Linked DNA regions of Homo sapiens: region 2 is linked to region 1. Evidence: read pairs that join two places in POLR2A ChIA-PET (ENCODE). Cell type or tissue: OCI-LY7. All regions are shown on one strand. Each heading gives the region's core, and the rest is flanking DNA. Links, peaks and the distances in the headings are about the cores only.

Region 1 (2,920 bases), core at 109-2,608:
GGGAGCCAAGGTTGGTGAACTGTTTGTGCTCAGGAGTTTCAGTCCAGCCTGAGCAACACGGCAAAACCCCATCTCTACAAAAAATACAAAAATTAGCCAGGCGTGGTGGCGCATGCCTGTAATCCCAGCTACTTGGAAGACTGAGGAGAAAGGATCGCGTGGGCCCGGGAGGTTGAGGCTGCAGTGAGCTGTGATGATAAATACAGAAATAAATAAAAAGAAGAAAGGAATTAACTTTTGTTTAGGGAATACTATGCCAAACACTGTAGCAGGCAATTTGTATATACCATCTTATCTAATCTTACCATAACACCATGAGTCAGATATTCATATTTCTCATTTTTATATCTATAGATAAAGAAACCAGGACTCAAAGATGAAGTAACTTGTTCAAAGTCTGGCAGCTACTAAGTGACAGAGCTGAAATTCAAGCCACCAACTACAAGGTTCATATTCTGTTCACTTCATCAGGCTGTTTACTGTAGGCAAAAATACTATTTTACAGCCATAATTAAACAACTTTCTAGCAAACGGCATTTCTATCATTCTAGCACCACTAGCATTATCGCCTCTTCTCCCATTGACATATTTTTTTAAGGCACTAACCTGGAATTTCTTCTTCCAGTACAGATGGACTAAGGGGGCGCAAACCCCCCTGGGTGAAACAACAAAAAGAAAAACAGATAAAATATATTAAACAACAGCTCTCAAGATACTAGCATCAGGCAACAAACCAAAGTGATCCCTGTGAGATAGTAAACAAATGAGGTGAACCCTATGACAGGTGCAACTTACTGCTTTGCAGAGTTTCCAGGCCATGACACTAAGAGGAGATATCCAAGCAGAGCCCAGTGAATGACCCAGATTGAGGAGACAGAGCTGAAAGTCCAAGAAGACCCAAGGCAGCTGGAATTTGCAAGACCGAGTACCAGAGAAAAGAGGGCTGAGCAGAGATAGAATTCCAGAGATTTGTAAAGGGTCTCCCTTAAGTATTTAGCAGAGTATTAATCATTGTAGGCATTTGAGGCAGTTACCTGTGGCCAGGAAAAAAACCACCCAAGAGGATTAAAGGAAACAGTGTTTTAGCACTCACACAAGGCCAGAAATAGCCTATTTTCCCATCCAGATTGACTTAACTTCGTAATTTGTGGGGCTTTGGGTAAAAAAGTCTACTCATTAGTTAGTCTTACCTCAGTAGTAGGGAATAAGTAGATGTAGACTAAACACTATACTGGTACCACCAAAAAAGCTTTAAAAACAGACTTAAAAGAAGTAAATGCTTTTCAAGTAATTTAACTGCATCCTAGAACAAAAGACATGCAATTGGAGTCCCTGAAAGGAGGATGTGAGAAAAAATATTACAGGAAATAATGACTAAAATTGTTTCAAATTTGATGAAAGGATAGACACAAGAAACTCAACAAAACTCAAAGCGTACAAGAAACATGAAGAAGCCAGGTGCAGTGGCTCATACTTGTAGTCCCAGCTGCTTGGGAGGCTGAGGCAGGAGGATCTCTTGAGCCCAGTAGATTGAATCTGCAGTGAGCTGTGAACGCACCACTGTACTCCAGCCTGGGAGACAGAGCAAGACCCTATCAAAAAAAAAAGGAAGAGACATGAAGAAAACTACACTAAGGCACACAATAATCAAACTGCTCAAAATCAGTGATAAAGTGAAAATCTTAAATGCAACCAGAAGGAAAAAGACATTATATACAGAGAAACAACGATAAGGATGACATTAGATTTAACTTCAGTAATAATGCAATCCAGAAAACAGTGGAACAACATTTTTAAAGTGCTGAAAGAAAAAAGCTAGAATTCTACTCTCAGTAAAAATGTCTTTATAAGAATTTTTTTCCTTTTTTTCTTTTTTCCTTGAGATGAAGTCTCACTCTGTTGCCCAGGCTGTTCTTGAACTCCTGAGCTCAAACAACTCTCTGCCTTGGACTCCTAAAGTGCTGGGTGGGATTACAGGCGTGAACCACCGTGCCTGGCCAGGACATTTTTGGACATACGAAGCTGAAAGAGTTCATCACCAGCAAATCCATACTACAAAAAATGTTAAAGAAATTCTTCAGGCAGAAGAAAAATACCCTATATGAAAATTTTAATCTGCACAAATAAATGAAGAGAACCAAAAATGGTAATACATGGCATGATTGTTAATTTTATGTGCCAACTTAGTGGCCATGAGGTGCCCAGATTAAACATTATTCCTGGATGTGTTTGTGAGGGTGTTTCTGAATGAGATTACATTTGAATCAGCGGACTCAGTAAAGTAGATTGCCCTCCCAGTGTGGATGGGCCTCATCCAATCTGTTAGGAGCCTAAATGGAATAAAGTGTGGCAGAAAGGAAAATTCACCCCTTTTGCTTCCTGCCTGTCTGGTTGAACTGAGACATCTCATCCCATCTTCCCTAGCACTCAGATTGGGATTTACAACACCAGGTCCCTTGGTTCTCAGGCCTTTGGACTTGGACTGAATTACACCACTGCTTTCCGCGGTCTCCCAACTCGTGGATGGCAGACTGTGGGACTTCTTAGCCTCCATAATCATCGGAGCCAATTTCTCATAATAAACATATTTACTATACCCTACTGGCTCTGTTTCTTTGGAGAACTCTGACCAATACACATGAGTAAATACATAAAGTATTTTTTCTTATTTACATCTATTAAAAGATAGTTGACTGTTTACCCAACAGTAGTAACAATGTGTTTGGGGGTTTATAATATATGTAAAGGTGAAATGCATAATACTAACAGCATAAATGCAGGCAAGGGAGAAAAGGAAGTCTACTGTTATAAATTTATTGTACTATACATGAAGTCCTATAATATCACTTGAAGTTAAACTGTAATAAGCTAAAGAAGTATAAGCCTGGCCAGACACAGTGGCTCACGCCTGTAATCCCAG
Region 2 (2,920 bases), core at 119-2,618, 530 kb after region 1:
GTATGTGGCTGGTAGACACTGCACATATTGGTCAGAGCTCAGAAGATAATTCCTGGGCTAAGGACATGGATCTGAGGCTTACATATAAATGACATCTGAATCCATGAGCATACATGAAATGGTTCAAGGAGTATGTAGGGACAGAACGGAAAGGAACCTAGTAAAGAAAAAACTAAAACCTAAACACTACCAATCTTTATGAATTGGATAGAGGGGGATCCTGCAAAGAAAATCGAGAAAAAGTAGCTAGATATAACAGGGAACTCAGAATATAGAATCATAGAAACAAAGAAAAACAATATTTCAGGAAAAAGAATATAGAGAACAGTATCAAAAGCTTCTGACAATATGTAATCTAAGGATTTAAAAGTATCCATTGGATAGAGTGCCAAGGAAGTCATTGGTGAACATGGCAAAGGAGTTTCAGTACAATGCAGTGGGAGGATTTGGGGCCAGATTCCAGAGGCTGAAGAGTGAAAGGAGGGAGACTGCCAGAATAGACAATCTTCAGAAAGTTTAGGTTATGAATAAGAGAGATAGACTGGGGACTGAATGGATTCAGGGAGAGAGGCACTATATTTTTTCAAATAGGAAAGTTTTGTTTGTGTTTAAATGCAAATAGGAAAGGAGAAGATGAAGATAGAGGAAAAAGTAAAAGGAGATAGGATTAATTTCAGATGGAGAGATCTTATAAGCACGCCTTGTAAAAGGAAGAAGAAGGAAGGATGAGTGGAAATGTGGGTGTTTAAAGCTTGCTTGTGTGTAGTTGGGGACATCCCCCCCCAAAAAAAATGAATTTTATTTTTTCTGTGGTATAGAAAGCAAAATCACCTTTCAAGAACGAGAAGAAAGGTAGGAGGCAGGGGATGGTCAAAAATTTGAGGAGGAAGAAGTTTCAATGACTATGTGGCAGAAATGGAGAGAGAACAAAAGTGATTAAAGAAATAGAGGAAAAGCTCAGCTGAAGTTGAAGCCTCTGAATCAGCGCCAGCCACTATCCACTTGGCTCTGCACCACTCTCCAAAGGTCTTCAACAGACCAGACTTAGGTTCAGAGAAGACAAACACACAGTGTCTTTCCCAGGCTGGTATAACAGGAGAACAGAGCATGAGAATAGAGAATCTGATAAGAGTGAAGTTGAAATAAAAAATCACAGAAACTAAAATAATGAGTAGAGGAAGAAAGGACTGTTAACTGTGGAGAAAGGGAATGGGATGGAGAGGGTCTCAGAAAGGGTGACATAGTGAGAGAAACTAACTCTCAAAACACAAAGTGAAGCAGTGAGGGTATTGTCTCTGTGATTTCAGAAGTAGAGCTATTCCAGGTGTTGAGAATGTCCCCAGTGTGGCCACAGAAGTGGGGACTGAAGTAAAGGACTTTGCCATGGAAGGTCAAGGAACTAAGTTCCTCAAGCTATGGCTGTTCGCATGGATGCTGAAGTAGCATAGCGTAGGGGAGAACTGTGAGCCGATGTCTTCAACGAATGAAGCTGAGTCAAGGAGAGGAGATGCTATGAGCCTAAGATTAGTAAGAATTCATAGTGGAAAACAGAAGATAAATGTTGCAGACCCCATATCCCAAACTTGGAAGAATGGAAAAGCCTAAACAGAAATAGGCTTGAGGGAGAGACAAATTTCATTAAAGACCTGGAGATAAGAATAGAGTTCTCAGAATGGGTTGAAGATGTAGTTTTGTTTCATAGCCTAAGGGTACAGTGATAAGCGTTGAAAGTCAGTAAAGTACTAGGGGGTTCAGTCAGCCAATTAGAAGCAAAAAGCACTTAAGAAAAAAAAGATTGCCTCAAGGGTTTACTCCACAGGCAATAACCAACAGATATAAAGGTGTACTACGTTTAGCAGCTGCCAACCTGATGCCAAAAGAACTAGTCCCAGCAGTTCCGAGGTGTTTAGAAGGAGTTTCAGATTCTTGGCAAAAGTTCAAGGTTAACTGGATTGCTTCATGGAGGGTCATAGTCCACATGAGCAGGCCAGGAGACACTGAGGGATTCACAGCAACAGCATGAGACACAGATGAGCCTAAAAACATTAGCCATCCACCTTCCACTCTTTACCATCTGCCAGCTTTCCTTCTTCAATCCTCTGCTATCTCACTGTCCATTCACCTTCAATCTCAAAAGCCATCGTTGAAATCTACAAACATCAGGCTATTCTGACTTGCTACATTGCCTCCACTAGGCCACCATATATAGCTGGAGTCAACCTCTATTTTCAGGTCAACCCTGGAGTCAACCTCTGATTTGCAGAATCCTGTTTCTAAATTTGTCTTTGGGTGGGTATCTTGCCAGAATTATGGAAGGAAAGTAATTTTTTAAAAATTGGCAAGGACAATTCCTTTGTATTTGTCAGTTATCGTGATCCCTGTCAAGCAAGAGGAATGTGGCTTTCAGCACTGACTTCTTAGAGTAATTCTCACAATAATCAGTAATGTCACCAATTATACTGAATGCTGAGATGGGAGAAATAAGCTAGCTAATCTCTGTCCCCACTGTTCAGGTTAAGACCAGCGCAAAATCCTGATAAGAATCAATACAGTTCTCAAAATATTCTGAATGAAGTTTTTGTTTAGACATGTTGGACCACTGTATCTCACAAATTATAAAAAGGAACTTTATCAATCTTGTCATTTGTCTCTTGAAAGATCCTCTTTTGCACTTAGTGCTTGATTTGGGTAAAGCTGTCTGTATGCTTTTGGTTTACTAATCTATAAATATGGAAGTCCATTTTAAAAGAAGGTATCTGGGGACTAAAACTGGTTCCTCCATTTAACCAAATATGAAAGACCAAATAAAGAAAAGAAATTGAATTACTGATATTTTGGTTCCCTGAGCTTGAACTTCAGTTACATTTATGATCTTGTGTTTTCTCTTATGGTTTGGATGTTTTTTGCTAAAATGATTTTA

What was found. Peaks named below come from ENCODE experiments on the same cell type or tissue, not always from the same donor. Only the 100,000 strongest peaks of a DNase experiment are listed, where the experiment ranks them.
Region 2: POLR2A ChIA-PET joins it to region 1 with 9 read pairs; 3 of 35 experiments call an interaction of 5 or more read pairs at or near these places.

What each region holds. Positions count from the first base shown.
Region 1 is chr2:195,537,687-195,540,606 of GRCh38, forward strand. LINC01825 (long intergenic non-protein coding RNA 1825) reads left to right here. Exons shown (of 3, transcript NR_186609.1): 2 at 355-446; 3 at 626-2,596. Among named protein-coding and RNA genes, the nearest start is that of LINC01825, 6.2 kb to the left of the region's middle. In OCI-LY7, for the core only: no CTCF peak of the experiment used is centred there; a DNase peak (open chromatin) is centred at 1,445.
Region 2 is chr2:196,071,781-196,074,700 of GRCh38, forward strand. No RefSeq gene overlaps it. Among named protein-coding and RNA genes, the nearest start is that of DNAH7, 4.4 kb to the left of the region's middle. In OCI-LY7, for the core only: no CTCF peak of the experiment used is centred there; no DNase peak of the experiment used is centred there.